Linked DNA regions of Homo sapiens: all the other regions are linked to region 1. A link is a loop called in an ENCODE intact Hi-C map of the cell type or tissue named here. Cell type or tissue: PC-9. All regions are shown on one strand. Links, peaks and the distances in the headings refer to the core of each region. The heading gives the core; the rest is flanking DNA.

Evidence for each region. Peaks named below come from ENCODE experiments on the same cell type or tissue, not always from the same donor. Only the 100,000 strongest peaks of a DNase experiment are listed, where the experiment ranks them.
Region 2: a loop joins it to region 1, with 11 times the contacts of the local background. A loop is called at or near these places in 11 of 110 quality-filtered maps.
Region 3: a loop joins it to region 1, with 9 times the contacts of the local background. A loop is called at or near these places in 3 of 110 quality-filtered maps.

Annotation. Positions count from the first base shown.
Region 1 is chr9:38,357,935-38,368,969 of GRCh38, forward strand. The region is part of intron 1 of LOC107987065 (a long non-coding RNA gene); the gene reads left to right. LOC105376040 (a long non-coding RNA gene) reads right to left here. Exons shown (of 4, transcript XR_929605.1): 3 at 9,789-9,920. Among named protein-coding and RNA genes, the nearest start is that of ALDH1B1, 29 kb to the right of the region's middle. In PC-9, for the core only: a CTCF peak has its summit at 5,282 (motif pointing left); a DNase peak (open chromatin) is centred at 5,327.
Region 2 is chr9:38,165,458-38,176,492 of GRCh38, forward strand. No RefSeq gene overlaps it. Among named protein-coding and RNA genes, the nearest start is that of SHB, 100 kb to the left of the region's middle. RefSeq lists an enhancer at 5,090-6,289. In PC-9, for the core only: no CTCF peak of the experiment used is centred there; DNase peaks (open chromatin) are centred at 5,604 and 5,984; H3K27ac peaks cover 3,239 bases.
Region 3 is chr9:38,220,790-38,231,824 of GRCh38, forward strand. LOC107987064 (a long non-coding RNA gene) reads right to left here and starts at 6,258. Exons shown (of 2, transcript XR_001746667.2): 1 at 6,196-6,258. RefSeq lists a silencer at 6,263-6,557. In PC-9, for the core only: no CTCF peak of the experiment used is centred there; DNase peaks (open chromatin) are centred at 5,872 and 6,532; H3K4me3 peaks cover 1,412 bases; H3K27ac peaks cover 3,027 bases.

The sequences.
Region 1 (11,035 bases), core at 1,695-9,694:
GTTGACATGAAGCTGGTCCCCAGGCCCTGTGTGGTTATGAAGGTGGGAGGGAAGCTAGAACCTCCCCACAGATAATCCCCAAGTCTCCAGGTTTCTATGGAAGCAGAGAAGTAGTAAAAGGCACATGAGGGGTATCTTAGTCTGGATGACTCTTTAGTCCACACCTGGGCTCTGGGATTGTTGGCCCTAGCACCCCTTCCCAGGTCCTCATGCAGCTGATACTCAGCTCGGCCTGACACCTTGACCCCAGCACCTTCCACTGGTCCTGCTTGATGCTGCCTCTTCTGGAAATGGGAATGGTGATCCTTCCCCACCCTTGCTACCTCCCAGCTGAACAGAGGGGCACATGAGGTCATGCGTGAGAAAGCACTTCGTAAAGGGTGAAGCACGAGGCTCAGAGGAAGCAGGTTCAGGTTTAGTTAAGATTTTTAAAGCATCAGCTGGGCGTGGTGGCTCATGCCTTCAATCCAAGCACTTTGGGAGGCCAGGGCAGGAGGATGGCTTGAGCTCAGGAGTTCAACATGGTGAGATCCCATCTCTACAAAAAATTTAAAAATTAACCAAGCATGGTGGCACGTCCTGGTAGTCCCAGCTTCTTGGGAGGCGGGGCAGGAGTATTACATGAGCCCAGGAGGTCGAGGCTGCAGTGAGCTTATGATTGTATCACTGCACTCCAGCCTGGGCAACACAGCAAGACTCCGTCTCTTAGAAAAAAGGGATAAGTGGCTCGTGTTTACTTTTGCAGTCACCCTAGTCATAGGGCCAGTTCAGCTGCGGTTCCTTAGGAAAAGGAAAACATCTATCTGCATCCTCCTAGTTACTAATTGAGCATGTGTTGCCTGGTACTTTCTCCAGATAGGACTTTGTTCATTTCACTCTGACCAGGAATGTGCAGAGGAAGCATTCAGACTATTCTGCCACTGTGACTGCTCCAGGGATGTGGGTAACAGACACTGGGTCATTGCCACAGGAAAACCTCAGCCTTGCCCACTGCTGGGAACAGCCAAGGAGACAGAAAGGAAGGTGACCCCTGACTCACTTGCATTTTGCAGACCTCACAGGAGTGTGTCTACTTGATGCCCCAGGGCCCTAGCTGCATGAGAGTGGGGAGAACACAGAAAACACAAGGTCAGCTCTCCAGCCTCTCCAACCAGCAGTGCAGAAGGGTGCTGAGCAAGCTGCCCCCCAGTATCCACCTCTGCAACCTCCTCAGTCTACAGAGCCAGCCGGGGGTGGGGCCAGCACTCAGATCTGCCTGGCTGGGACCCTGAGCCCTCCTCTGGATCACAACGTCTCTGTGATCTGGGGGTACAATGGTGTGAGATGAATGATTCAGGATAACCTTTCTGATGCGGGGAGAACAAAGTGTCCCTGCTACGTCCTCCAGAAAGCAGAGTCAACACAGCCGAGGGAGTACAGTCCAGAGATGTGAGGTGCATGGGAGGGAGGCAGGATGGAGGGAGAGCCACAGTGAGGATGTGCTTTTTTTTTTTTTTGAAACAGGATCTCGCTTTGTCACCCAGGCCAGAGTGCAGTGGTGCGATCACTGCTTGCTGCAGCCTCAACCTCCTGGGCTTACGTAAGTCTCCTGCCTCAGCCTCCTGAGTAGCTAATTTTTAAAAATTTGTTTGTAGAGATGGAATCTCACTGTATTGCCCAGGCTGTCTCAAACACCCGGCCTCACACCATCCTCCTGCCTTGGCTTCCTGAAGCACTGGGATGGCAGGCATGAACCACTTATCTGTTCTTGGTGTAATTGCTCCCCCTTTCATGGAGGGCTAACTTAGAGTCAAATCTTCACTCTGTGATTCCATCATCCACAAAGCCCAACTTTGACTAGTTGGGAGTAATCCCACTGAAGAGGTGCCAGTGGGAATGTGTGGACTTCTCCTGAGGCCTGGGGGTCCCCAGGGCTGGTGGAGGCAGGAACTCCACACTAAGGCACTGAAGAACCTGAGATGTCCCACGGCTGAGAACAAGAAGAGTCTGTAGGCTCGGGCAGGGCAGAACCAAGGGGACTGGGGCCAGGAGGAAGGCTGGAAAGAGGAGCCCAATCCCAGTCCTCTAGGTGGTGATCTGCGGCACAGCAGGATCAAAAGAGGAACAGAGGCCAAGGGCACAGGACATCTGGGATCCAGGCCCAACTTGTTCATGGCTCACTGTTTGCTGTTGAGCAGGCCCCTTCCCCTCTCTGGACTTGTTTCCCCACTTGTAAAACAAGAACTAGCTGGCCTCTAAGATCCCCCTCCAGCCCTGGAATTCTGTGGGTTGATGAGAAATCTCCCATAGTTAGCAACTGCTCCTGCACAAACCCACAGTCACATGAAGATGCAAGCAGATTGTTCTGTATTCACTTGGGAATTAATACCCTGAGTCAGTCTCTTTTCCACCAAGTGCTTGCCGTTGCCTTTTCAGATCTCCACACCAGAGCCACGAGTTCCAGGTAGCTCTACATTTGACACAATTTCTCACCATGCCAAAGAAATCTCTTCTCCCAGGCCACAGCCAAATGGAACCATCTGCACCATGAAGCTGAAGATAAAGCCGCAGAAAGATTGCTGTATTGTGAGTGGAGAAGAGGTCAGAAACAACCCTTCAGCCCAGGGAGCCAGGGAAAAGGCTGGGGTGCCAGGCCTTGACCACGATGTGGGTCAAAGGGAGGGATGGCCTGCCTCCCCTGAAACTGTCCCTCCTCACAACAACCCCCAGAGTTATGTGCTTCTCCCCCATTCTGGAGGTGAGGAAAGTGAGACTCAGAGAGGTGAAGTCCCCTGCCCAAAGTTACACAGCCAGTGACGAAATCAGGCTTCAAAATGAAGTCTGTCTGGCTTTCAGCTCTGGTACATGACCTCCCCCTGACACTGATCTGTTTGTAAGCATGCCCCCTTTAGTGGAGTCTCCCTTCAGGGGCAAGAGCTGGGTGGACTCAGCTCTTATTGCAGGGCTCATAGACACACAACAGATGCTCAGCAAATGCTGGTGGAGCAAAACTGAACAGAATTTCCACTAGCGCCCAGACACTTGAAATTGATGGACAGGTGATCTCCCATTCGGGCCATGTGTGTGTCATCTGCAATGGCTCCCGTGGAGTTGAGCAGACAGGAAAAGTGTCTCAGTCCCAGCAGGAGGCACAAGGTCACACTCTTGGAAGGAATTAATAATATCCAAGGAATTCCTCTGGAACAGTGGGGGGGAATAAAGGTTCTTCAAAGAAGGCCTAATAGCAAATTTTCTGGATTTTCCAGCTAATTTGAAGGTACCTACATGGAACATTTTCTTGTCAGAAAAGATTTTAAAATACATTCATTCAGCGTGACATGATAATTGGGCCTGGCTGCCTGATGAATGCCTTTTATCTATTCCTGAGCTATTGTTCGCTGGTATTGAGCTGATGGGCTGGAACCAGCACTTTGTTAAATGCACAAACAGAGCCACTTGCAATGATTCCGGTCACCAGAGGCAGTGGGGTGTCAGAGGTGCAGGGAGCTGGTAATGATAGTGTCAGAGGAGGAAGGAACTTTAGCGATTAGAGAAGGCAACTTCTTCACTGTATACCTAGGGAGACCGAGACCCAGGGATGAGCAGGGAGCCGCTATGGGGGTGGCAGAAATGGGACTTGGACCTGGGTGTCCTGCCCAGACCCTGAGCATCCTCCCCTGCCTTCTGAGGATCCTGTGAAGAGAGGCGAGCAATAAACAGCGTGTGTCCATGCAAAGCTGCTCACACCCCCTGGATCCTCTGCTGGAGTGTGCTCCACTCGCACTTCATGGCAGGGCTTGGCTGCCAAGCGGAATGCATTTCTGACAGCTGACTTTTCTCAGCTCTGCAATGTTATTATAGAGTCAACTGTTTTCATAGGCCCTTTTCTCTCTCTCTCCTTTCATGTTTTCCTTTATTTTAATGTCTTTGTCTTATCAAAGGCAAATTTCCAGGCCTGGCCATCTGATAATCATTTGCAAAGTCTCCATGTTTCTTTATCATCACCCTTTCTGAGAAGGAAGGACTTGTTTGGACCTAACAATTCTTCAACTTCACATAATTTTTTGGTTTTATCTGAATCTGAAATTTCTCCACTTTAAAAAAAAAAAACAGAATCTCTTTTAGAGTAGCTCTGAGCCTTCCATGTGTTAATTAGGTGTTTGCGAAACTATGGTTTGGGTTTTCTGCTTTGTCAGAGCAGGGCTACTATTTTTCTCTTAAAAGACTCAGTACATTATTAGAAATGCCTTTCACTAACATTTAACAAATAAAACAGTTCTATAGGGACAATGAAGTTGACATTTCCATTGTTTTCTTTAGAAAACACCACAGTGTTAATCATCCCTCAAGGGATTGCATTTTTTGAACAAGTGAAGTAGCAAAGGCCCAGGCCAGGGAGTACACGTATGTGCACACGTGTTGGTGTTTAGCCACGGATGCATGTCTATGTTTTTATGCTTAAGTCTGCATGTCAGAATGTGTATTCATGACACTCTGCATGTGGCTGTTTGTCTGCCAATGATAATCGGCTACATGCATGTATGGATTAATGGTCTGTGTGCGTGTGTGTGTGTGTGTGTGTGTGTGTATGTGTATGTGTGTGTAGATGAACCTATGTAAACCTGTGTGTATCTGAACATATCTACCATGTATGTGGATATGTGCTTCGTGCACCTCTGTGTGTGTGTTTTATGGCACCGTGACTGTATTCATGAGTACATGTTTGCGTGCGTACTTGCTCGTGTTTATGTACCTCCATAGTCATGTATCACATAATGAAGTTTCCATCAATGACAGACCACATATGCGACAGTGGCCCAAATTATAATATGGTATTTTCACTGTACCTTTTTTATGTTTAGCTATGCTTAGATACACAAATACTTACCATTGTGTTACAATTGCCTACAGTGTTCAGCACAGTACCTGCTGTACAGGTCTGTAGCCTGGGAGCAATAGGCTATTCCGTACAGCCTCAGTGTGTAGTAGGCTCTGCCATCTAGGTTTGTGTAAGTTCAGTCTACGATGTTCACACAAAGAGGAAATTGCCTAATGACGCCTTTCTCAGAACGCGTCCGTATTAAGTGACGTATGACTGTATATAGATATACACATCTATCCGCATATGTGTGACTGCTATGTGTGTGATGATTTGTGAGTCTGTGTGCATCCATATGTCTGAACATAGGCACACGTGTGTAGATATGTCTTTGTCCATGTTTCTCTACTTCAGTGTTTGCATGCCACGCGGATGCTGAGTTCTGTGTTCAGAGCCTCCTATAAACACGTACACAGTACCCTCCAGTGGACATCAGTGGAAAGCACCTTCAAAAAAAAAACAAAGCCAAAAAAAGGCAGGATCTGAATCGCTTCCAAATTCAATACTGGTTTGTCATCAGACGCAGGGTGAAGTTTTCAGGACGGTCCTTGAGAAAACCGGGGAGGGTCATGCTTCTGGAGTGGACACACACTTAACAGTTTTCCCTATGGAGGTCCAGCCTACCGGCAGCTGCTTCATGATGCGGGGGTGAGAGGACAGAGGCAGGATCACTGGGTGGGTCTGTGAGCCAGGAGGGAGGAGGTGGACGACACGCATTAGACCATGGTCAGGAGCAACTGTACTCAGAGCTTCCATGTTTGCTGGGGCCCTGCATTCTCTATTGCCCCAGTCGGGCCCAGTTCCAAGAACATGGAATTCACATTCAGAGCTATGCCCTTCATGCACCACACCAAGTCCCACTGGTCTGGGAAATAGGATCCCTTCACCCGAAACGCTGTGTTGATTTCCTGTGGCTGTTGTAACATAGTGCCACAAACTCGGTGGCTTCGTGGAGGTCAGAAGTGTCAATGGGTCACCAGGGCTGGCACCCTCTGGAGGCTCCAGGGGAAGCTCCATCTCCCTGCCTCTCCAGCAAGGTGATCTGCATTCCTTGGCTGGTGGACCCACGTCACTCCAACCTCTGCTTCTGTTTGCACATCCCCTTCTCTGCCTCTGTCTCTCCTAACTCCCTCTTTCCCTTATAAGGATCCTTGTAATTCCATTTGGTCCACCTGGATAAGCCAGATAATCTCCCCATCTCAAGTCCTTAATCCCATCTGCAAAGTGTCATTTGCCACGCAAGGCAACATTCCCACGTCCTGGGGATAAGGATGTGGATGTCTGGGGCGCATTATTTGGCCCACCACAGGTGCCCATCCCAGAGTTCTGTGTCTCCCTGTACAGTTCTGTATGCGTTGGGACTAGCAGGACTTGAGACACTGGTGCCACTTATGGCAGGTTTACTCGGTGCCTGTCATTGCACCTGACTATGCACTCTGCCATTTGGTCCTCGCAGCTTTCCTATGAGGTAACTGGGGCTTGGTAAGGTGACCTAAGGTGCCAAGGCACACAGCTGGGAAGTCATGGAGACAGATTTTGAATTTAGGATTGTCAAACTTCAAAACCATGATGACGTGGTTTGGATATTTGTCCCCGCCCAGATCTCCTGTTGAAATGTAATCCCCATTGTTCGAGGTGGGGCCTGGTAGGAGGTGTCTGGGTCGTGAGAATGGATCCCTCCTGGCTTGGTGCTGTCCTTGAGATGATGAGTTCTCTTAAGATCTGTTTTTTTGTTTTTGTTTTTGAGACAGACTCTCGCTCTGTCGCCCAGGCTGGAGTGCAGTGGCTTGATCTCGGCTCACTACAACCTGCACCTCCCAGGTTCAAGTGATTCTCCTGTCTCAACCTCCCAAGTAGCTGGGATTACAGGCACGGGCCACCACTCCCGGCTAATTTTTGTATTTTTAGTAGAGACCGGTTTTCACCATGTTGGCCAGGCTGGTCTCAAACTCCTGACCTCAAGTGATCCACCCACCTCGGCATCCAAAGTGCTGGGATTACAGGGATAAGCCACTGTGCCTGACCGAGATCTGGTTTTTTAGAAGTGTGTGGCACTTCCCCCAGCCTTGCTCCCGTTGTCACCATCTGAGACACCTGCTTCTGCTTCTCCTTCCGCCATGATTGTAAGCTTCCTAAGATCCTCACCAGAAGCCGAGCAGAGCTGGGGCCATGCCCATTCAGCCTGCAGAACTGTGAGCCAATTAAACCTCTCTTCTTTATAAATTACCCAGTATCAAGTATTGTTTTTATAGCAATGAGAGAACAGCCTAATATACATGCCCTTCTCCATTAAAAGACATGGTAACAGGGCCAAATCCCCATTTTACCGATTAGAAAACTGAGATCTGGAGGCAGGGCATTTGATGATAATTTGACATAAATAAATGCCTTGAGAAAAATGTATACATATGTCCTTTTAAGGATTGCTGCCATAGATAAACCAAGCAGTCATGTGAGATCCGGGGCATAAGACTTTTTAAAGTTAGATGTATTAAGGTTTTACATATACTAAAATTCACCAGCTTGAGGTATACAGATCTGTGAAACACACACAGCCTTTAACCACCACCATAATCAAGACATAGCATATTTCCATCACCCCAAGTGCTGCTTCCTGCCTCTTTGTAATCAGACCCCTCTTTCCACCCCAACTCCTACAATCCTGGTCTATTTTATGTCCCTTTAGTTTTATCTTTTCCAGGACATCATAAATGGAAGCATAGATGGCCTTTTAATTCTTTTTTAAATTAAGGTATTCTTTACATATACTAAAATGAGGTATTATTTGCATGTTGTATTTACATATAATTTACATATAATACAATGTATGCTTTTTGGTATACAGTTCTGTGAGTTTTGACACATACAGTCATGTGACCACTACATCAATCAAGATACAGAGCCATGCTATCACCTCAAAAAATTCCCTTATGCATGTGCCTCCATCGACATCCTTCTCCCCATCCTGGCAATCAATCATCTATTTTCTGATCCTATAATTTTGCCTTTTCCAGAATGTCATATAAATAGCGGACTACAGTATGAAGCCTTTTGAGTCTTCCTTTTTATTGCTGAGCAGTATTCCATTGCATAAATGCACCACAGTTTGCTTATTTATTCACCAGTTGAAAGACATTTAGTTTATTTCCCAATGTGGCAATTATGAATTATTCTTTGTGTTCACGGCTGAATTTGCTTTGATAATATTTTGTTGAGGATTTTTGCATCTATATTCATAAAGAATTTTAGACTGTAGTTTTCTCCTTTTTTTGGAGAGTCTTTGTCTGCTTTTGGTATCAGGGAAATGTCAGCCTTATAAAATGAGAAGTGTTTCCTCCTCTTCTATTTTCTGTAAGAGTTTGTGTAGAACTGGCATTATTTCTTCCTCAAATGACTTGGTATTAGAATTCACCAGTAAAGCCATCTGAGTCTGGAGTTCCCTTTGTTGGAAGCTTTTCAATCTTAAATTCAATTTGTTTAATAGATATAGGGTTATTGTTGTTATCTATTTCTTCCTGAGTGAAGCTTGGGTAGTTTGCATCTTCCAAAGGATTTGTCCATTTCATCTAAGCTATTAAATTTGATTATTATAAAGTTAAGGAGAAGTCAGTACTGAAATAACCAAACACATGAGTGAATGGCTCACCTAAGAAGACCATAGAGAAAAAAGAACAGAGATTCTGGGTTTAAAAATTACTTGAAATTCATGAAAAACTTTATGCTTTTTTGAAATGAAACAGTTTATTTAAAAGTACAATTATGCACAAGGATGTAAAGCAAAGTCTTAATATAAAAAATTGGAAACCACATAAATGTCAAGGAAAGCAAATATGGTATATTCACTTGATGGAATATATGTTATTCAAATTGTGTCAAAATATGCACAGCAAAATCTAGAGAGAAATACACCCAAATAGTAGTAGTTTTTGAGGTTTTGAGTCTATGGAGTTGCTTATTTCTTCTTTTCTATATCCTTCAATAATACTTTAGTAATATCTTGATTGATTATAAGCTTTCTTTGACTCATTTTTCTACAAATTCATTTTTTAGGTCATCAAAATTTATACTTCTAACCCCATTTTTCAGTGGACACAACTGAAAATAACGTTAGTCACTCAATAGCACATTCTCCTGCTGGTGGTCACCCTTGGAAAGGAAGCAGCTCATCATTCAGTCTCTCCTAGGTACCTGGCTTGATGATATTGCTGCAGGGCAAAGAGCTCACTCGCCATCAAGGGTGGTTTGTTTGCAGTGTAGCCACATCTCCTCTCTCCTGGGGCCTGACTCCTGCCACCACTGCCACCAATATGAGCCCAGGTCCTGGGCCTGGCCACCCCTCAGGGTCCTACCACACCCTGGACACACCCCAAGTGTAGTGTGTATGCACTTCAGGTGGCAAGGCCAACTGCTTGATCTGCACAGTGTACACTGTCCCTGCAGACCTGAGCCCACGCATGCATGCCTTACCACCTGGCATATATCCTCTGCTCACGTGCAGGCTCCATTGTACTATCAGACTTCACTACAAAGCAGGTTGAAGGGTAAAATTATTAAGAATTTTTTTTTTCTTTTGAGACCAGGTCTCACTCTGTTGCCCAGGCTGGAATGTAGTGGCATGATCTCAGCTCACTGCAACCTCCGCCTTCTGGGTTCAAGTGATTCTCCTGCTTCAGCCTCTCAAGTAGCTGGGAATACAGGCGTGCGCCATCGTGCCTGGTTAATTTTTGTGTTTTTAGTAGAGACGGGGTTTCACCACATTGGCCAGGATGGTCTCAAACTCCTGACCTCAGGTGATCCGCCGACCTTGGCCTCCCAAAGTGCTGGGATTACAGGTGTGAGCCACCATGCCTGGCCAAATTACTAGGAATTTCAAGACAGCCACAGTAGAGCATAAAAATCAAGTGCCTGTACAACTGCAGAGGTCTCATACCTGTAAAGCCAGCCTGGAGCAAGAACACGGAGGCCTGGGCAGCAGAGGCTGAATGTGGAGTAGTGTCATCCCTTAGAAGTCAGAGTGGGCACAGTGGGTGGGCAGGTCCAGTGATTGATAGTCCTAGGATGCCTACCAAACATACAAATACACACCATCTTTACCACAGTGTAATTTCTGTTGTAGAAAGTAATAAGAAATAAAAAAAAAAAACCACCATGAAGGCAGATACTATTTCTCAGTTTAATTTATAGCTAAAGTCCCAGGGCCTAGTCTAGTGCTTAGCAATTAGCAGGTAACCAATAAATATTATTAAATATAATTGCAGGGATTCCTATTCTTATCTTTTCTAGTTAGCTTGATAACTCCTATATATCCTTCAAGACCCTATTCAAAATGCCCCCTCTTCTAAAAAGTTTTTAGGAACCCTTCCAGAGTTAGTGACCCTTGTTTTCCTGCACCTTCTGCAGCTCTGATTTTAACACCAAGCCAAGGCATGGAGGTTATAAGACAACATCTTACACAAATCCCCATATTTTGGTTTAGTTTCAAAATTTTTTCTCAGTAATTTTATAACTACTAAAAATCTTAACCCCATCAACTAGGATGAAATGAGTTTTTCTATGGCATTTTCTAAGAAGTAAGGTACTTTGTTTATTAATCATTCTTTTCCTATTTTTGCCAAATGACTTTATTAATTTTGGTATCCAAAAGTTTTTCTGTTTCTTTTTTTAAAAAATTAAACATTTTATTTTGGAATAATTTCAGATTTACAAGAAATTTACATATATAGTACCGAGAATTTCCATGTACCCCTTATCCAGTTTCCTCCATTGTTAACATTGTACATTATCATGCTATACACATCAAAACAAAGACATTTGATATTGGTACATTACTAATAAGTAAAGTCTAGACTTTACTTAGATTTCACCAGTCTTCCCATTAATGTCCTCTTTTTGCACTGGTATCCCATCCAGCATATATTGTATTTAGTTGTCATGAGTCTCCATGGTCCCCTCTGGTCTGGGATAGTTTCTCAGTCTTTCCTTGTTTTCCATGACTTTGACAGTTCTAAGGAGGACTGACTGGGGATCTTGTAGAATGTCCCCAATCTGGGTTTGTTTAACGTTCTTCTCATGCTTAGACAGGTTAAGGTTTATGGAAAACACTCAACAGAGATGAAGTGCCCTCTGGCTACATCATACCAATGGATACATGATAGCCACATGACATCACTGGGGAGG
Region 2 (11,035 bases), core at 1,393-9,392, 190 kb before region 1:
TATTTTTAGTAGAGGCAAGAGCTTGCTATGTTGCCCAGGCTGGTCTCGAACTCCTGAGCTCAAGTGATCCTCGCACCTTGGCCTCCCAAAATGCTGGGGTTACAGGTGTGAGCCACCATGCCTGGCCGAGAGACTCAGGGTTTCTAACAAGCCACCAGCTGCTGCTGCTGCTTTTGCTGGTCTCCATACCAACTCCGAGTGGACTGAACTTTGGGCACAAGGCTCTAGATCACTGATTGGTTGGCAAACTGTGGCCCACGGGGCAAATGTGACCCAATGTCTGTTTTCGTAAACAGAGTTTTATTGGAACCAGGATTGGCTACAGAATTTGTGGAACCCAGTGCAATATGAAAACGTGAGACCCTTTGTTCAAAAATTATGAAGACTGTCAAGACAGCAACGGCAGAGAACTAAGCTAGGCACAGGGGTCCTTTTAAGTGTGGGCCCTTTGCTTGCACAGGCTGAACGCCCATGAGGCTGGCTCTGCCTGGAACACAGCCATGCCCATTTGTTCATGTACTGTCTGTGGCTACCTTTGCCGTATGATGGCAGAGTTGAGCAGTCAGGACAGAGGCCCTATCGCCCATGAAGCCAAAAGTTGTCATTCTCTGGTCCTTTACAGAAAAAGTTTGCAGCCCCTGTTCCAGATCACTGGCTCTCTCAAACTTGGCTGTGGGTTGGAATCACCTGGTGAGATTTTACAACGCTGCTGCCTGGGGGCCTTCCTCAGAGATTCTGTAGCTGGTCTGCGGTGAGGCCTATGAGGGTGTGGAAGCAAAAGCTGAAGCTACTCAGGCTCCAGGCTGACCACACATGCCCAAACTTCAGTCAACACTGAAGGTCCTAGTTAGAAGCCAGTAGCTTCCCAGAAGCTCTGATAACAAATCATCTGTGAACCCTTGCTAGAACTACAGTCCTGAGGAATTTGGGTTCTTTTTGTATCTTCTTGGAGCAAACGTGGAGTCCCTGAGAGCCAGACTGAATTCACTGATGCCAGGTCCTTGCGGGGACCAACCATCCTGTTGTGGAACTTAGGGATTTCCCGCAATGCAGGGCTTTCCCTGCTCCAACTGGGACAGTCCTCAGGAAACTGGGCTGGGCTGGGGCGGGGGTGGTGGTGGTGGTAGTGGATGGGCCCAGTACCACTGGGTGTCTCTGATTTGTCCAGAAGAGAAAGTGTAGGCGAATTCTGCAGATGTCCACCTCCAAGTCCTGTTAGGTTGATCTTGTTCATAGTGCAACCAGTCAAGGGCCGTGAACACCCAGGGGATCCACAAAGCTACATTCTCCTGGCCAGTTACAGACAAAAATCCCCAAATGCCTATCTTAGAGTGATAAGTTATTCTTGACATTAACCCAATTACAGTCTAGGTTTTGAAACGCAGAGGGAACAGACTCCTAAGATGACCAACTTAACCAAACAATTGATTTCCAACTTGACCACGCATTTAGGACAGTAGCCAATGAGCAGAAGCAATGATGCAGCACCCTAGTCAATCTTTTCCTTCCTTCCCTGTGTTCTTTTATTTGATCCCCTTCCTCCTTCCCTTCTTCAACACCTGTCAATCTCCATATCGTGAAGAGCATTGAATGGGATGATTTGAAGTTTCTACTCGATTCTGTGGCTCTCAAGGAGTCACTGGAGGTTTTGGATGGGTGAGTGAAGGGCTCAGGGCTTTGGGTACTCACTGTCCAGTGGTTTGGGCCAAGGCTCTGAGGAGAACACTAGTGGCCTCCATGAGGCCTGGTCTAAGAAGCAGTAACCGCGGTGACAGTAACAGGAGCCGACACTCAGATGGCCATGTGCTTCAGGTGCATTCACTCACAGCCCTCATCAATAAGTGCTATTATTATTCCCATTTCAGTGATGCAGAAACTGAGACATGGAGCAGTTAGGAGACTTGTACAAGGTTGCAGAGCTACTAAGTCAAGATGAGATTTGCACCAGGCAGTCCAGCTCCAGGGTCCATACCCTTAGCCTTATGTTTTCTAGCCTCTCAGAGTGCAGGGGGTGCACAGTGAGGCATTTGGGAGGCCCAAACAGGGCTTGTGACTGCTGGGATGTGGGGGTCATCATGGCTTGGGCTATGGAAGATGGCAGGGCCATTTGATTTGGCCTCCCAAGTTTCAGAGCCTGCCTTTAACCTTTTTCTAGAGCAGTGGACCTCCACTCCTTTCAGGGACAGAGTGTCTGGACATCATTGTACCTTTGTAGTCCACCAGGAAATCTCAGCACATCTAAGTTCATCTTGCAAATGAGAGTGAGAAACAGTTTTACCTGTAGGAAACATGGCTCTCTTCTACATGTGCAAAATGTAGTAACAACCAGGTGTTCATTGCAGACTTGTTGAAGTTGCAGTTTTATTCTGTTTCTGTTTCCCATTAATATTTATTTTGCCATTTGCCATTTGTTCACTAAAAAAAAAAACCTCTGCTCAAAAGTAGGCAAGCAGTTGCAAGCACTAGTGTTTTAAGGAAAATATATAAATACAAAATTTAAATTCAGAAAATTCTCCCCATGAACTTAATGTTATTCTCATTATTTGGAAGTTGAGAAATGATGAACCATTGAGTGGGATGACCCTATCCAACTCCCAAAGTAATAGAGCTGACAGAACCATGCCATCTGTCTCTTTCCCTCTGATGCTGGAAACAAGTGTAACCTTGAACTCCCTGGTTCTCACACACTGTGGGTAGAAAGGAGGTTATATTAATAATAATAACTTAAAATCTGCTAGATCTTCAGCCATCTCAAAAATCTCTCCAGGTTGTGCTATGAAAGGGTCCCACATATGCTCACAGTCTTCTTGTGTTTGCCAGCTCTGGCTACCCGCTGATGTCTGTACTCTTTGGTCCCATGAAATAGGCGCCTCATCCCTGTGTCTGCTGCTAATGTCATCTGTGGCAAAGTTGAGTCCTTGTCTAAAGTTATATAAAGGAAAATAAAAAATCTCATGACAGGCTAGGTGCAGTGGCTCATGCCTGTAATCCCAACGCTTTGGGAGGCCGAGGCAGGCAGATCACAAGTTCAGGAGTTCGAGACCCACCTGGCCAATATGGTGAAACCCTGTATCTACTAGAAATACAAAAATTAGCCAGGTATGGTGGCGGGTGCCTGTAGTCCCAGCTACTCGGGAGGCTGAAGCAGGAGAATCATTTGAACCCAGGAGGCAGAGGTTGTAGTGAGCTGAGATCGTGCCATTGTACTCCAGCCTGGGTGACAGGGCAAGACTCAGTCTCAAAAAAAAAAAAAAAAAATCTCAGGACTCCTCAAACAACAACAACTTCTTCTTCTTCTTCTTCCTCTTCCTCTTCTTCTTCTTCTCCTTCTCCTCCTTCTCCTTCTCCTTCTTCTCCTTCTCCTCCTTCTCCTTCTCCTTCTCCTTCTCCTTCTTCTTCTTCTTCTTTTTTTTTTTTTTTTGATGTGGAGTCTCGCTCTGTTGCCCAGGCTAGAGTGCAGTGGCATGATCTTGGCTCACTACAACCTCCACTTCCCGGGTCAAGCAATTCTCAAGCCTCAGCTTCCCAAGTAGCTGGTATTACAGGTGTGTGCCACTGTGCTTGGCTAATTTTTGTATTTTTAGTAGAGACGGGATTTCACCATGTTGTCCAGGCTGGTCTCAAACTTTTGACCTCAAGTGATCCACCAACCACAGCCTCCCAAAGTGCTGGGATTACAGGCATGAACCACTGTGCCTGGCCTGTCATGAGATTTTTCATTTTCCTTTATATAACTTAAGACAAGGACTCAACTTTGCCACAGGTGACATTAGCAGCAGACACAGGGATGAGACTTCTTATGTAAAAGGGAAGCTTAAGCCTGAAGGCTGAGTCCTTGCAGCCCTCTCTTCCAAATGAGTAACTATTACTAAACTTATGCATCCCTAGAGGAAGGTAAAAGGCCTCAGGCATCTGCAAAGGGCTGCCCCCACAGATCATTCATAAGTAAATTCTTTGCTGGCCTCTATAAACAAGGACATGCCAATTGTAACTCTGGGTCAACAATCTAAGTCTAGCTCCTAAAACTCCACACTGATAGTGTCTATTACAAGCTTATCTTCCCAGGTGCAGAACAAAGTCAAGAGTCATTTCCTCTACCTACCCAGAGACTGGATAATTGATTCTTCCTTTACTTCCTTTTTTTCTTTAGACATTCACCTTATCTTATGTAAAATGTAGATTTACTGGGCACTAACTGAAGTCTCACAAGAATGTAACTGTTTACCTTACTGCCTACCCTACATGCCTTTCCCCCTCTTCAAGGAAATGTATAAATCCTAAACCTCCTGAAAACCTCTTTGGAAAAACAGTCACAAATGTGTCTGTGGCTCATGTTTTCTCCTAGATGTACCCTAAAGCTGGCTTAATAACCCTCAGTGATTGAGACTTTTGTCTCAGTTACTCATTTTGGTTGTCAGTTACATATCTTAGTGTTCCCAAACATGATCCTGAAAGATGCTATGGCTTATAGTAGCAGACTTCTGATTTTTAACTGGGTGAATAGCCACCTGGGATAAAGAGGACATTCCCTAGCCTCCCTTGCAGCTAGGTGTGGTTGTGTGATTAAGTTGAAGCAAATGAGATATAAGTAGACATTGTGTATAATTGTTAAGGAAGTGCCTTTAAAAGCAGGAAGATGGCCGGGCGCAGTGGCTCATGCCTGTAATCCCAGCACTTTGGGAGGCTGAGGTGGGAGGATCATGAGGTCAAGAGATCAAGACCATCTTGGCCAACGTGGAGAAACCCAGCCTCTACTAAAAATACAAAAATTAGCCGGGCATGATGGTGCGCACCTGTAGTTCCAGCTACTTGGAAGGCTGAGGCAGGAGAATTGCTTGAACCCAGGAGGTGGAGATTTGCAGTGAGCCGAGATTGCGCCACTGCACTCCAACCTGGTGACAGAGCAAGACTCTGTCAAAAAAAACAAACAAACAAACAAAAAAAAACAACAGGCTTTTCCCTCACTTTCTGCTTGCTAGAGTGCAGCTGTAATGTCTGGAGATCTGGCAGCCATCTTGGACCATGAGTTGACTTTGGAAATGGAAGCCATGCGTGGTATAGTAATGAGATAGAAAAAACATGGGTCCTTGATCCTGTAGTATGTCATACCAGCCCAGTACTTCTAACTGCTAGACTTCTTGAAAGTAAGAGAAGGGTAAACATTTTATCTTGTTTAAGAGACTATTATTTGGGGTTTTTCTTGTAGGATATAATAAATTCCTTTTCAAAGGTTTTAGCCTGTAAATTGTTAAGTACAATGAGTTCTGAGATCCTCTCCAAAGAACCAATATATCAGTATGTTTAGCTGTTATAAATAAATTTTTGATGCTACAAAAGAAATAGCACTCGAGCATAAATTTAATTTTCTCAGCAAGGCAATTTTTACTTCTATAGAAGGGTGCAACTTGCAGATGGAGCAATCGCGAGAGCACACCTGAACAAGGGAGGGGAAGGGGTTTTTATTCCTGATGCAGCTAGCCCCTACTGCTGTATTGTTCCCCTATTGGCTAGGGTTGGATCACACAGTCTAAGCTAATTTCTGATTGGCTATTTTAAAGAGAGCAAGGGTATGAGTCAGAGTGGTGGGGTGAGTAGTTTGGCGGAAAGGACGGTTACGGAACAAGTGACTCAGGATGAGTCAGGATGGAGCAGGTGACCAGGGGTGACTCAGGTCAAAGCAGGTGACCAGGGGAACAGATGTGAACTACTGATTAGAACTGGTGGGAAAGTTGTTTACTGAAACTAGAGACAAAAGATTGAAGAGAACCAGGAAGTTAAACTTTAAAATGAAGAACAAAGAATAAGAGAGCTGACCATACTGACATACTGATTCTTTGAAGAGAAACTTGGAGTTCACTATATCTAACACAGCTCCCCTGTTCTTTTTCTTCATTTTAAAGTTTAACTTCCTCGTTCTCTTTGTCTCCTTGCCCCTAGTTTCAGTAAACTACCTCCTACTAGCCTGTATAACCTGCTCCGTCCTGATTCACCCCTGGTCACTTGCTCTGACCTGAGTCATCCTGAGTCATCTGTTCTGTAACCATCCCTCCTGCCAAACTACTCACCCTGCCACTCCGACTCGTATGCCTGCTCTCTTTAAAATAGCCAATCGGAATTAGCTTAAACTGTGCGGACCAACCCTAGCCAATAGTGGAACGACACAGCAGTAAGGGCTACCTGCATCAGGAATAAAAACCCCTTCTCCTCCCTTGTTCAGGTGTGCTCTTGCCATTGCTCCATCTATGAGTTGCACCCTTCTCTAGAAGTAAAATTGCCTTGGTGAGAAAATTAAATTTATGTTCGAGTGCTATTTCTTTTGCAGCACTGAAAATTTATTTCTAACATTCTTTTCCTCAAAGTTGAACCTTGCCTCAACAAATATTGATGCCAAAATGGAACTGCATTCTTCTCAGTCCTCCTGGCTTGAGCCTCACTGTCTAAGCTGAAGTGAGGACAATGTGCCCCTCCCCAGTTTGGTTGCCCATGGTTTTACCTGGGTTCCATAGCAAAGTTCCCGGCTTCCCAGTTCAGCCATTCTTTTTTCCTTCCTTTTCTCTCCTAGCAATGCATTATTCCAGGGCTTTTCATACTTTAATCATGCAGGAAGTGTGTTACAATGCAGATTCTGATTCAGTAAGTGTGGAGGCAAGGCTGGAGAGCCTGCATGTCTAACAAGTTTTCATCTGATGTTGCCGGTACTGAGTACTAAGGTATTATAAAACTCACCGTAAGCTTGCAGACATGGACCATGTGGGAATCTCTGTTTCCACAATGCTTGGCACACAGCAGATACTCAGTGTATGCCCAATGATTGACTGAATAATAGGCAATTAGCATGCCAGATGCCAAGAAGTCCTGCAGGAAAGAAACCTGCCACTCTGTTTACTATGCATATCTCAAGTTTATTTTAATTGGAACCCTATTTTCAGAAACACCTATTAACATTTTATAGAAATAGTGCTTTGAGAAAGCCACTTTGGGAGACCCTGGTCTAGGGTGGAGTCTTAGCTGACCCAATAATTAGAATGAGCTGATTTCTGTATGAGAATCTCAAACCCAGGGTTCTGTTTGGGTTGTCTGGTTCAGCAATTAGGAGAAATTGTTTTAGCTCATAACTTCCTGTACCCCTGAGGGCCTGCAGACTCCTTGAGGGGACATATTTAAATGCAATTAAATATAGGAGCTGTTGCATTTGCTAAGGTGCTCAGTTTTCCTCTTCCCCTGGCAGTGCCCAACAGACCTACGACCCCCTCAGGGCACGAGAGCCTGAGTTATTTGCCAATTAGCATGATCCTGTGGATTTGTTGAAATGCTTTTGTTCCCAGGCTGAGGCAAGGAGGAAGTCTGGGAAAAAACTGAAGGAGGACTTGGCTCTGGTTAGAAGCTGGTGAAAAACCGAGTTCCCCTCAGGGAACAGTGTTGACTCTGTCGAGCCCTGGAGCTTTTTTGCTGCAAAAGAAACCTCCTGGGCTCTGGAAACTCTGCCTTTGTCAGCTTCAAGGGAAGGGAGACAGCTGGGAATTGATGCTTTGTCGTGGTTCTGTAGGAGCGTTCTCAGAAATGCAGGCCCAGCTGTCTGTCCAGGAACCCCAAGAATGGCCCAAAGCCCCCAAGAAGGTGGCTTTACAGGATCAAGTCAGAGGGTCTACATAGGCTGCATCCCTTTAACTAGAACTTGGGCACCCAGCCCTTCATCCTCATTTTGGGTCCTCCTAACAACAGTTCTTGATCTAAAGGGAAAATCTTACTCAACATCCTACTCTGCATGTCAGAAGACATAGCCCCTATGAAATAAAGGTAGAAAGCCATAAAGAGAAGGGCAGGCATTCTTTAAAAAGCCACAGAATGAGATTTTTTTTTTAAAAAAAAGATTAAATGAAAAGGGAATTGATAAGAAAAGGAAACACTGTCAGAGAAACTAAAAATGTAATCACAGAATGAAAACCCACCGCTAATCCCTGGGTGAGATTAAAGAACAGAATTGGTACCGTAAAATATTAAATCAGTGCTGTAGAGGTCAAGGTCGAGAAATCTCATCAAAAATGCAGAGAAAAAGATACAGAAATTAAAAAGGCAGGAGGAAAGTTTATATATATGGAGACCAGGGAGCACAGAAGCACCAAGCAGACATTTGGTGATCCTGAGGGGTGAGACCAGAGAGAAGCCATCATCCAACAGATAAGGGACCACCATGCACACCCTGAGTGTGTAGCTCACTAGAGATTGATATATCCCAGGACAAAATGGCTGGAAATGGACCTCTAGCTAGACACCCTGCAAAAATGTTTGAAGAATCAGGATTTTTAAAAGCCTACAAGTATATACACAGAATAAAGAGGAAATCTACTGAGGAAGGAAAATCAGACTGGCTTCAAGCTCTTAGTGCCCTCAATTTGGATAAAGAACGTCTACAGAGTTTTCAGAAGAACAGAGAAAAAGATTGTGATTCAGTAATTTGATGTCCAGCCAAGGTACTTACAGTGTTTGAAGTCTTAGGAAAGATACCTTCAAATATGCAAGGGTTTAAGAAATATGCCACACTGAGCCCTTTTTAAATAAGGAACTCTGAGAAGTATTTAAAATTGTCAAGAGATGAAACACATTTAAGAATCAAGAATAGGGAAGCCATGAAATGAAATGACAGGGTGCAAATGCCTGCTAAACAGAGAAAAGTCTAAAGAATTTAAAAAGTGGCTCAAAATTTGAAAAGTTAGAAATATTCTCAAGAAGAAGCAAAGAGAACTTGGGAAGTATTGATGTACTCTTGATTAATAGTTAGAAAAAATTTGTGAGTTAAAGAATACTTTTGAAAAGTTAAAATAACTGGCCGGGTGTGGTGGCTCACGCCTGTAATCCCAGCACTTCGGGAGGCCAAGGCGGGTAGATCATGAGATCAGGAGATTGAGACCATCCTGGCTAACACGGTGAAACCCCATTTCTACTAAAAGTACAAAAAATTAGCCAGGCGCGGTGGCGGGCACCTGTAGTTCCAGCTACTCGGGAGGCTAAGGCAGGAGAATGGCGTGAACCCAGGAGGCGGAGCTTGCAGTGAGCCGAGATTGCGCCGCTGCACTCCAGCCTGGGCAACAGAGCGAGACTCCATCTCAAAAAAAAAGAAAAAGAAAAGTTAAAATAACTATTTGTAGAATTCTAGACAGATAATGTGCCATGTATAAATACACATAATATAAAATGAATTACAATAAATAGTATATAATTATATAACATATGCAATATGTATACACACATGCACACACAGAGGAAAAGATAAAATGCCAAGAATACGTGGTCACCATACCAAACAGCAAGCACTGGAAGAAGCAAGAAAGCATTAAAATAATTTTTGGGTAATAGATATAATACTAATAATCTATTTCAACAATGAGTGTAAATGGGCTATATTCCTTTATTTTATGACAAAAACTCTCAAATTGTATGCTTCCTATAAGAGAGGCTTTCAAAATAAAGTAAAACAGTAATGCAAAAAGCAAATAGGATCCAGCAATTCCTCTCCTAGGTGTGTACCCAAAGCTATTGAAAGCAGGGACTCAAACAAATACTCGTACATCAATGTTCATTGCTGCATTATTCACAGTAGACAAAAGGTGGAAGTGATCCAAGTGTTCATCAGCAGGTTGCTGAGTAAACAAAATGTGTTATATATGTACTAGAGAATATTATTCAGCCACGAAAAGGAATGAAGTTGTGATACATGCTAAAACACAGATGAACCTTGAAGACAGGCTAAGTGAAATGAAGTAAGTCAGACACAAAAGGACGGATACTGAGGTGCCTAGAATAGGCAAATTCACAGACAGAAAGTAATTAGAAATGACCAGAGGCTGGAGAGAGGGGAAATGAGGAGCTATTGCTTAATGGTTAGAGCTTCTGTTTGGGAGAATGAAGTTTTTGAAATAGTTGTAATAGTTGCAGAACACTGTGAATGTAATTAATGCCACTGAATTGTAGGCCTAAAAATGGTTAAAATGGTATATTTTCCCCCAATAAAAAATATATATGAAAGTAAATGACAGGCAAGGTTACATCAAGCACATACAAACATAAAGACAGCAGGAGCCCTAATATTAATTTCAGGCTAAGCAGGATTCAAAACCAAACAGATTCAATGCAACAAAGAGGTTTTATTATTTATTTATTTATTTATTTATTTATTTATTTATTTATTTTTAAGCGATGAGGTTCTCGCTATGTTGCTCGGGCTGGTCTCCAACTCCTAGCCTCAAGCAATCTTTCTGCCTTTATCTCCCAAAGTGCTGGGATTGCAGGCATGAGACACCATACCCTGGCCTTAAAGAGCTTTTATTTCAATAAAGGGTACAGTTATTTTGAATATATAACAATTATAAATCTTTATGCAATAAGTAACATAGCATCAAAATATATAAAACACATATACACATACATACACACCTCATTATCATTATCTAGGAAAAAAATAACAAGCTTGCCTAATTAAGTAAGAGACATTTTCCCTTTTCCATCTTCCCTCTCTTTGCCCCAGCAAGAGAGAGGAAGCACAGGGTAGAACTGAGGGGATTGTGAGGAGCAGACCCTCCCTACTAGTCCTCCATACCCACTGAAATCAGGAAATTTTCATCAATAGTTTATTACCATCTAATCCTCAGATTTTATTTGCATTTTGCCAAATGTCCCAATAATATTCCTTATGCCAAATGTCCCAATAATGTTCTTTACATCAAAAAGAATCAGTTCAGAATGATGTGTTGCCTTTAGTGATTAGCTTCTTGTCTCTACAGACTCCTTCACTTTGGAACACTTTCTTCATCTTTCTTTGACTCTCATGACATTGACACTTTTGAAGATTACAACCCATTTATTTTGTTTAATATCCTTTAATTTGGGCCTGTCTGACTTTCCTTAAAGTTAGATTCAAGTTATGTGTCTTAACTAGGAACAACACAGAAGTGATGCTTCTGTGACCTTCTCATTGCAATCTTGCAGGTGGCTCAGGATGCTGATTCATCCCATTGCTCATAATGTTCATGTTGATAAC
Region 3 (11,035 bases), core at 2,126-10,125, 140 kb before region 1:
TTACAGGTATGTGCCACCATGCACAGCTAATTTTTGTACTTTTAGTAGAGATAGGGTTTCATCATATTGGCCAGGCTGGTCTCAAACTCCTAACCTCAGGTGTTCCACCCACCTCAGCCTCCCAAAGTGCTGGGATTACAGGCGTGAGCCACCATGCCAGGCCCATATACGGTTTTTATTATGTTGAGGTATGTTCCTTCTATCCTCAGTTTTGTTTTAGGGTTTTTATCATGAAGGGATGCTGAATTTTATCACATGCTTTTCCAGCATCAATTGAAATGACTATATGTTTTTGTCCTTCATTCTTTTGATATGATGTATCACATTAATTGATTTGTGTATGTTGAGCCATTCTTGCATCCCTGGGACAAATCACACTTGGTCTTGATGAAAAATCTTTTTTTTTTTTTTTTGAGACAGAGTCTTGCTCTGATGCCCAGGCTGGAGTGCAGTGGCACTATCTTGGCTCACTGCAACCTCTGCCTCCTGAGTTTAAGCGATTCTCCTGCCTCAGCCTCCCGAGTAGCTGGGACTACAGGCGCATGCCACCACGCCTGACTAATTTTTGTATTTTTAGTAGAGATGGGGTTTCACCATGTTGGCAGGCTGGTCTCAAACTCCTGACCTCAGGTGATCCACCCGCCTTGGCCTCCCAAAGTGCTAGATTACAGATGTGAGCCACCGTGCCTGGCCGATGAGCAATCTTTTTAAGTGTTGTTGAATTTGGTTTGCTGGTATTTTGGTGAGGGTTTTTGAGGCAATATTCACCAGTGATACTGGCCTATCATTTTCTTATTTTGATGTATCTTTTTCTGGTTTTGGTATCAGGGTAATACTGGCCTCATAGAATGAGTTTGGAAGTATTCCCTCCTCTATTTTTAGGAATAGTTTTAGTGGGATTGGGATTAGTTCTTTTTTTTTTTTTTTTTTTTTTTTTGAGACGGAGTCTCGCTCTGTCACCCAGGCTGGAGTGCAGTGGTACAATCTCGGCTCACTGCAAACTCTGCCTCCTGGGTTCATGCCATTCTCCTGCCTCAGCCTCCCGAGTAACTGGGACTACAGGCGCCCGCCACCGCACCCAGCTAATTTTTTGTATTTTTAGTAGAGACGAGGTTTCACCGTGTTAGCCAGGGTGGTCTTGATCTCCTGACCTCATGATCCGCCCACCTCGGTCTCCCAAAGTGCTGGGATTACAGGTGTGAGCCACCGCGCCTGGCTGGGATTAGTTCTTCTTTGAATGTTTGGTAGAATTCAGTAGTGAAGCCATTGGGTACTGGGCTTTTCTTTGCTGGGACTTTTTATTACAGCTTCAATCTCATTACTTGTTGTTGGGCTGTTCAGGCTTTGGGTTTCTTCATGTTTCAATCTTGATAGATTTCACGTGTCTAGGAATTTATCTGTTTCTTCTAGATCTTCTGATTTATTGGTGCATAGTTGTTCATAGTAGCCACTAATGATCCTTTGAATTTCTGTGGTATCAGTTGTAATGTCTCCTTTTTAATCTCTGATCTTATTTATTTAGGTCTTCTCTCCCTTTTTCTTTGGCTAAAGGTTTGTTCATTTATTTTTTCAAAAAAACAGCTTTTTGTTAAATTGATCTTTTGTATTGTTTTCTTCATTTCAATTTCATTTATTTCTGCTCTGATCTTTATTATTATTTTTCTTCTACTAATTTTGGGTTTGATTTGTTCTTGGTTTTATAGTTCTTTAAGATGCATCATTATTTATTTGAAGTTTTTCTTATTTTTTTGAGGCACTTATAACTATAAAATTCCATCTTTGTACTGCTTTTGCTGTATCCCATAGGTTTCGGTATGTTGTGTTTCTGTTATAATTTGTTTCCAAAAAATTTTTGATTTTATTCTTAATTCATTCACTGACCCACTGGTCATTCAGGAGTATATTGTTTAATTTCCATATATTTGTGCAGTTTCCAAAAATCCTCTTGTTATTGATTTCCAGTTTTATTCCATTGTGGTCAGAGAAAATGCTTGATATTATTTTAATTTTTGGGAATGTTTTAAGACTTGTTTTGTGACCTAATATATGATCTATCCTTGAGAATGATCCATGTGCTAAGGAAAAGAATCTGTATTCCGTAGCCCCTGGATGAAATGTTCTGTAAATATCTATTAGGTCCATTTGGTCTATGGTGCAAATTAAATCTAATGTTTCTTTGTTGATTTTCTGTCTGGAAGATTGGTCCAATGCTAATAGTGGGGTTTTGAAGTCTCAAGATATTTTTGTATTGGGCTCTATCTTTAGCTCTAATAATGTTTGCTTTATGTATCTGAGTGCTCCCATGTTGGGTGCTACATATTTAAAATTGTTATATTCTCCTGCTGAATTGATCCCTTTATCATTATATAGTGACCACCTTTGTCTCCTCTTACAGTTTTTGTCTTGAAATCTATTTTGTCTGACATAAATATAGCTAACAATAAAAGAAAATAAACAGCCTGAATAAACAGTCCAGAAATAAACTCACACATATATGGACAACTGATTTTTTTTACAAAGGTGCTAAGAAAAGACAACTTTTTAACAAAAGCTAGAACAACTAGATATTCACATGCAAAAAAACCCCACAAAACCAATAACTTACATCTGTACTTTGTACTATATACAAAAATTAACTCAAATGGATCAAAGACCTAATTGTAATCCTAAAACTATATTTTTAGAAAGAAGCATGAGAGGAAATCTTTGTAAACTCATATTAGGCAAAGATTTCTTAGCTATGTCACCAGAAGCACAGTCTATAAAAACAAATTTGAGGCTGGCACGGTGGGCTCATGCCTGTAATCCCAGCACTGTGGGAGGCCGAGGCCGGTGGATCACCTAAGGTCAGGAGTTTGAGACCAGCCTGGCCAACACGGCAAAACCCCGTCTCTACTAAAAATACAAAAATTAGCTGGGCGTGGTGGCATGCACCTGTAATCCCAGCTACTCAGGAGGCTGAGGAAGGAGAATCACTTGAACCCAGAAGGCAGAGGTTGCAGTCAGCTGAGATCGTGCCACTGCACTCCAGCCTGGGTGACAGAGCAAGATGTCATCTCATAAATAAATAAATAAATAAATAAATAACAAAAATTTGATAAATTGGATTTAATCAAGTTAAAAACTTCTCTTCAAAAGACATTGTTATGAGAGCAAAAAGATAAGCAACAGTCTGGAAATGATATTTGGGATTCATATATCCGATAAAGGATATGTATCGAGAATATGGAAATCTCAAAATCTAATAATAAGAAAACAAAAAATCCCACTTAAAAGTGGACAAAAGAGTGGTACAGATGCTTCAAAGAAGGCAAATTAGAACATAAGATGCTCATTATCATTAGTTATCAGGGAAATCAAATTTAAAACCACAGTAAGATACCACTGTGTACTTATCAGAAAGGCTAAATGTCAAAAGACTGTCCATACCAAGTGTTGTTGAGAATGTGGAGAAATTGGAGCTCTCATCCACTGCTGATGTTGATGTAAAATTGTACTACTATATTGGAAAATAACTTGGCATTTCTCAAAAAGTTATACTTTATGATCCAGCCATCCTACTCTGAGGTGTTTACCCAAGACAAATGAAAGTATATGTGCATTAAAATATTTGCACACAAATATTCATAGCAGCATTATTTGTCACTCAACAGGTAAATGGATAAATTATAGCACATCCATACAATGGAATGCTATTCTGCAATAGAAAGGAACAGACTATTGATAGAAATGTGGTGCCTACCTCAGAATGAATCTTAAAATAATCATGCTGCAGAAACAAGACAGACAAAAAAAGAATACATGCTGTATGATTTCACTTGTATAAAATTCTAGGAAATGCAAACTAATCTGTAGTGACAGAAAGCCAACCAGTGAGGATGAGGTGGGGAGGGATTATGAAGAACAAGAGGAAAGCTCTGGGGATGAAGGAGAAGCTCACGGTCTTGGTGATGGTTTCGTGGGTGTAAACATATGTCAAATCTTATCAAGTTGTATACTTTAAATATGTACAGTGTATTCATGTGAATTATATTTCATAAAGCTGTTAAGTATAGTTGAGTCTTAATGAGGCATATACCAAAAACAACAAAAATTCTTGAACCTTGTCCTTGATCTACTGATACACATTACCTGGGAGGGAGGCTCAAGGCTGCAGTTTTGCAGTTCTGACACACACACCACCACTTGAAAGCCTCTGGTCCATGGAGCTGAAATTCCTCCCAGTGGCCTTGCCAGGCTCCCTTTTTCTCTACCTGCTTCCCATGAAAGCCTCAGGTTTCCCAGTCCCCATTTCATTCTCTGAGCTCCGGCCCACCCAGCTGTCTGAGGTTCCCTGACGGGCCCAGGCTCTTGGCCTCTGGGCCTTTGTAGCTGCTGTGTCCTCCCCCTGGAGCACCCCTGTGCTCTTCTTCAGTTGACTGGTTCCCAATGGTGCTTCAAAACCCTGCTCAGGAGGCACCACCTCTGGAACGCCTTCCGGACACCCCGCCCCAGGTTGGAGGCTCCATCTTTTCCACTAGCTTTCCCTGTGAACCTCTCCGAACTTTGGTTTCTTGATCTCTAAACTGAGCTTAAAAATAATGCCTACCTCACAGGATTGTTTTGAAGACTCAATGAGATAATGTAAACTTTTTAGCATAGTTGTTGGTGCATATTAGAATTCAACAAACAGTGGCCACTCTGGTGTGGCTGGTGCTATTATTATTCTCCATCACTCTTGTCATCTTCTCCTCCTTGTGTCCCTGGAGGCCTCTGAAAATGTCCCACAGAGCACACTGGTGGCTGCTGTTCAGTCACTTGTCTGCTTCCTCCCCTAGACCATGACTTCCCTGAGGACAGGGGTGCACCACAAGCATTCAGTGAGTTCAGTCCACAACACTTATTGAGCAGCCTCTGGGAGCCAGACCCTATCCCAGGTGCTGGGGACACAAAAATTAGGAGGAAGGCAATGAACATCAGAAGTGAAGGTGGCAGAGAGGTGCCAGAGGGGAGTGTTAGGAGCACAGATTTCTGAGCCATCTGCTCCATCACATGTAGCTGTGTGACTTTAGATAAGATACTTAACCTCTCTGTTCCTCAGTTGCCTCATCTGTAAAAGGTGGGGGGTAAATAATGCCTATCTTGCTAGGTTGTTGTATCATTTTCTTTTCTTTCCTTTTTTTTTTTTTTTGAGATGGAGTCTTGCTTTGTCTCCAAGGCTGGAGTGCTGTGGCATGATCTCAGCTCACTGCAACCTCCGCCTCCTGGGTTCAAGCACTTCTCCTGCCTCAGCCTCCCGAGTAGCTGGGACTACAGGTGCACACCACCATGCCTGACTAATTTTTGTATTTTTAGTAGAGATGGGGTTTCACCATGTTGGTGTGGCCAAGGCTGGTCTCGAACTCCTGACCTCAGGTGATCCGCCCACCTCGGCCTCCCAAAGTGCTGGGATTACAGGTTTGAGCCACCGTGCCTGGCCTGTATCATTTTATTTCATGTTAACACATAGTCTTGCTCAACTAGGTAATACTTTTTTTTTTTTTTTTTTTTGAGATAATCTCACTCTGTCGCCCAGGCTGGAGTGCAGTGGTGTGATCTCGGCTCACTGCAACTGCCGCCTCCTGGGTTCAAGCGATTCTCCTGCCTCAGCCTCCTGAGTAGCTGGGATTACAGGCGCCCGCCACCACACCCAGCTAATTTGTGTATTTTTAGTAGAGACGGGGTTTCACCATGTTGGCCAGGCTGGTCTGAACTCCTGACCTCAGGCGATCCGCCCACCTCGGCCTCCCAGAGTTCTGAGATTACAGGCGTGAGCCACCGCGCCCGGCCCAATGAGATAATATCTGTAAAACATTCAGAACAAAGGACACTGAGTATCCACTGGATTTGGCAGTTAGCAGTGCATCAGAGAGATGTGGAGAGAGCTGCTTTAGAGGAAGCAGAAGCCAAAGTGCAGGGATGGGGAAGTGAGTGACTGGAAGGGATGAGAAAGGGGAGTGGAGACAGCCCCCTGAGAGCTATTGGGCGCAACAAGAGAGAGGGTAGTTTGATGGAGAGGGCGTTATTGACAGGAAGGTGCCAGTAGGATGGGAGTGACTGCAGATACAGGAGAGACGAAGGAGAACAGAGTAAGGGGGCGGGGGCTGGACTGCCTGCATCCAGGTGCAAGGGGAGGTGAGGGGGGGGTCGGCAGGGAGGGAGGGGGCTCGTTCATACCTGCTGCCGGGGTGCTCTGTATCCTCAAGTGGAGCAAACTCATCTGTGGAGGGAGAGAAGAGTGGCGAATGGAGCGGGGGGGGGGGGGGGCTCCGGGAGGGCGGGGGAAGTGTGAAGTAGCTCTTAAGTGGAGTGGGGGAGGGTTAGAAAAGACGGTGACAGGCGGTGCTAAGCAGAGACCAGAATCTGGAAGGGTGCCAGGTTGTGGGTGTGGGGGAGGGGGCTGTTCCGCCGCAGCTGCAGCTACAGCCAGGAGGTGAGGGTGAGGAAGCTGGAGGGAGGCATGACTTTTGGAGTGGGCGGGCTCACCGGGAGGATGACCAACTAGATGGTCCAGATTGCCTGGAAATGGAAAGTCCCTCATCCCAGGAATGCCTGAGGCCAAACAAACCAGTAGAGTTGGTCACCTACTGCAGAGTGATGAAACCCTGGCCCCCACGGGGGTGAGCGTGCTGGCTTTGTGATCGGCGCTAGGATGCAGGCTGGGGGTGGTGTGGGGGTGTAAGGGTAGCCTGGACACTCAGGAAATAGGACTGGGGGGTTGGGAGGGAGGTTAAGGACCTAAGGGTGTCACTCACCTGTCTTCCTGGTTCCTGAATAGTGCCTGGCCTTCCACCAGGCACTAAATATTTTTCCAGAGACTGTGAAACCAGACATTCTTACTACTTTTAATTTTTGCCATAGTCACATAGCTTCTGCGTTAACGTAATATTCTTTAAAATCAGCTCTTTAACAAGTATGTCTAAAAGGAAACACCCTTTACCCTATATGGACAAAAAGAAACCACACAGAGCCCCACCACCAAGCATATATTGGCGGCTAACTGGATCTGCTGCTTGACAAGGGAACTGCGGTGCCCAGGGCTGCTGTCTGTCTGTTACCCTGGGAGATGAGTCGGCTTGAGAGAGGCATGGACGATGTGCTCGCACCCAACGGAGCCCTTTCTCCTTGAGCTGCTGAGAAGAATGGGGCTTGAAAGAGGGACAGCTTTGCTGTGTGACTGAATTCCATGTTCCTTTACTACCTGCGATCATCTTGCTTCCCTCACTTCGGAAAATGCTGTGATAAAGTGATTGAGACTATAGGTTCTCTTAGTGTTCTTAAGAGTCAATAACAGCTGTGCATTTATTATTTTATTTTTTCAGGCTGAGTCTTGCTCTGTTGTCCAAGCTGGGGTACAGTGGTGTGATTTTGCAGTGAGCTGCAGCCTCAACCTCTGGGGCTCAAGCGATCTTCCCACCTCAGCCTCCTGAGTAGCTGGGATTACAGGTGTGAACCGCCGCACCCAGCCTCAGCTGTGCGTTTAAATACCAAGATGTCATTTGGGTGGCATTTTTGGGGGGTCATGTATAGGCTTAGAGAATGTTGCAGCTGAAAAGATCCCTGAGGACTCAATTGATCTGACACCCCCCCATCTCTGCTTCCTTCCTTCCTTTTTTAAAGGAAGGGAAGTAGAAACTGAAGCCCACAGAGGGCAGAGACTTAGCCAGAGCCTCGGAAACAGAGCTGGGACTAACCCCCACCCTCCTAGCTCGGCCAGCAGACCCGGTTAGCTACTTCTCCCACTTTCTCCGCACTTGGCCTTCGGAGACTATTTTGCTGCTTGATTTCTGATTTCTTGTCAGCTGTGATTAATGAGGAAATCTCCTGCATACACGATTTTCAGCTGTACCCGGTTTACGGCAAACAGATTAGATCATTTAAGTCAGAATAATACTATTTAGCAAAGCTGGATTTAGAGCTGGCAGAAATTAAGATTAAAGATAAAAAAAATAGAGTGAGAATCATAGATCAACACCTGAAAAATCTTGCTGCCTGTACACATCCCTAATTGAGAAGTATGTGAAAGATTCCATCCGTGAAATTCAATTATCATGCAAGCCAGAGGAAGTGGCTTCCCTGGGGAAAAAAACCAGGCAGCCCAAATCAAAACAGCCCCACCTGTCTGTTTTCGTGTCAAAAGAGTGAGAAAGCCTGCCTGGCTGATGATGAAATATGGACGATATGCATCAACTTGATGAAAATGTCCAGGGGTCCCTTTCTATAATGGGATTATCTCTCGAGCTCCTCCATCAGAAGTTAGCCTGGAAAAACGTTTGAGGCTTCATAGATACTGAGGGCAGACTGGCACCTGCACCCCATTCCTGACACCCTTTCTCCCAGCTTCAGAGTGGGTGGGACTGGATGGAACTGGAAGACAAAAGGAGCTCTCAAGCCCTGAGCCCCTTCCATGGATGAGGGGCTTCTTAACTGGAGCAATCAGCAGGAAAATCTCACAACTGTAATGATTACAAATGAGCCAGTGGTAATTGACCCGCCTTTTAACTGCAAGGAGGGATGCAGGGTTGGGGCGGGGGTTCTTCAGCACTTGCTTTGTCTCTCGGATTCCAGAGAGATTCACACTGCAATCCTGGATCTGCAGAAGAGCTGGATGGAGTTTCTTTTTGGTTAACTGCTGTGCGTGGTCATGGTGGTAAATACAGGCTTATTCCCCTCTGGGGCTTAGAGGCGTACAATTTGCAAAGTGCTTTCACATTCATCAACTCAGAACATTCGACTCAGAAAACCCTGAGATAATGTTTCCCATTATACAGATGAAGAGGCGGAGGTTAAACGATTGGCTTCATCTGTTTGAAAAATCCGTGCTGGATTCCGATCTAATGTGTGTTTGGTGCTACGCTGGTCCATTTAGAGAAAGGCGCCATCTCAGTCTCTCAGGAGCAGGCATTCTGGTGGGGAGGATTAGACGCTGACTTATGTGATCATCACCGAAGGTCAAATGTGATAGGGCCATCGGGGAGGGGTGCTTAGGGAGAGGTCAAAGATGAAAAAGACTGCTTGATGGAGAAACCCTCCCCAAGGGCCAGGGCCAAGCCTGTCTCTACGGCAGTTGTAGCTCCAGTACTTGGCACAAAGCAGGTTTCAAAAGCATCAGTTGAATAAATGAATGAATGAATGAATGATAGTGGTGCCTCTTAAGATAGACCTTAAAGGATGTAAAGAATTTGGGGAATTTGAAGAAAAGCAAGTAAGTTGGGAATTATTACCGGGAGAATAGAGGAAGTAAATCGTAGGATATCAAAATTGCAATAATATTGGGTTTGCTGAATCTGTGCTGAGTATGAACAAGCTCTGGCTGATGTTAACAATGTGGTTTTGCTAATCCCTGCTGCATTGTCTCATGGATGGTGACAGTCAGGTCTCTCCTTCACACTCCTCCCTCTTCTCCCAAAGTCACTGGGAAAATTGCTTTGCAGACCATCTGTGCCTCTTTGAGTGACTTAGAGGTTTCAAATTAGTTTCTCCAGGTATTATTTTGAATTCTAGTGGCTTGCTCCAGATCAGGGCAGGACTAAGGGGAGAGGAGAGATGCTCAGGAGGGGGAGAAATATCTGAGTTTGATTGGAGACTCATGATATCTTTGGTGTACAATCAAAATCGGTGAAGGTGGTTCTTGATGTGAACTGTGTATTTTGAGTCCTCAAGGAACACTGCCTATCCCTGCCTGGAAGGAAGGGTCTAGTGTCAGGATAGACTCCCTGGTACTACCTGGGAGGAGCCCCCTCAACCACTCTCCCTGAACTGGAAGGGATGGGGAACATGGTGTCGTCTCCAGCTTGAGCCATAATGTTCACCTTTGTGATATGGGACAAGAGGGCCCTACAGGCTCAGGGTCATCATGAAAGGCAACAACTTTATAAAAGGGAAGAAGGAGTAAGGAAAACCTGCCTGTCCCTAATTATAGAGTTATCATGTCCAACATCTAACCTAAAAATAACAGTGGACTTGTCAAGCCCTGATCAGGAGGTACTTACTGGGAAAATCTGATAGTCACATTTCAGGGTGGGCTGGTTCTTCTCTATTTGTAATCCCTTCCAGGGCCATCCTCTGACTTTCTCCACCCTGCCCTGTCTCTGGGGGGCTGACCCACATGGATGGTATCATCTGGGCTCCTTTGCCCTCAGGCATTAGGTTGGGTTCAGTCCATGGGAGGCACTTGGGCGATCGGAGAAGGAGAGAAGGAATAGTCAGGGTAGCTCTTCCCTGCTCCCTTCTTGCTTTAAGATCATGTCATGGCAGGGTCTGGGTCCTTCTGTGACCATGGTGTGCCAGGCAGCCACAACCTTCACCTCCCAGGTTCAAGTGATTCTCACACCTCAGCCTCCTAAGTAGCTGGAATTACAGGCACATGACATCAAGCCTGGCTAACTTTTGTATTTTTAGTAGACATCGAGTTTTGCCATCTTGACCAGGCTGATCTCAAACTCCTGGCCTCAAGTGATCCATCTGCATTGAGCTCCCAAAGTGCTGGGATTACAGGCATGAGCCACTGGCCCCTGCCTCACTAGGCCCTGCCTCACTAGGCTCTGCCTCACTAGGCTCTTAAGAAGAGCATTCCAGGCCTGGTGCAGCGGCTCATGCTTGTAATCCCCGCACTTTGGGAGGCCGAGGCAGGTAGATCATGAAGTCAGGCATTCGAGACCAGCCTGACCAACATGGTGAAACTCCGTCTCTATTAAAAATACAAAAATTAGCCAGGTGTCGTGACGGGTGTCTGTAATCCCAGCTACTCGGGAGGCTGAGGCAGGAGAATCGCTTGAACCCGGGAGTTGGAGGTTGCAATGAGCCGAGATTGCACCACTGCACTCCAGCCTGGCCAACAGAGTGAGACTCCATCAAAAAATAAATAAATAAATAAATAAAAATAAATAAATCAGCATTCCTTCTCTTAGCCCCTTCAGGCCTAGGGGTGTCAGTGGCTCCCACTGTTGCTAGTGTCTGGGTGCCGCAACATCCTGCTTACACCTCTGTAGTGGTCCCTTCCTTCGAGTGTCTTCTT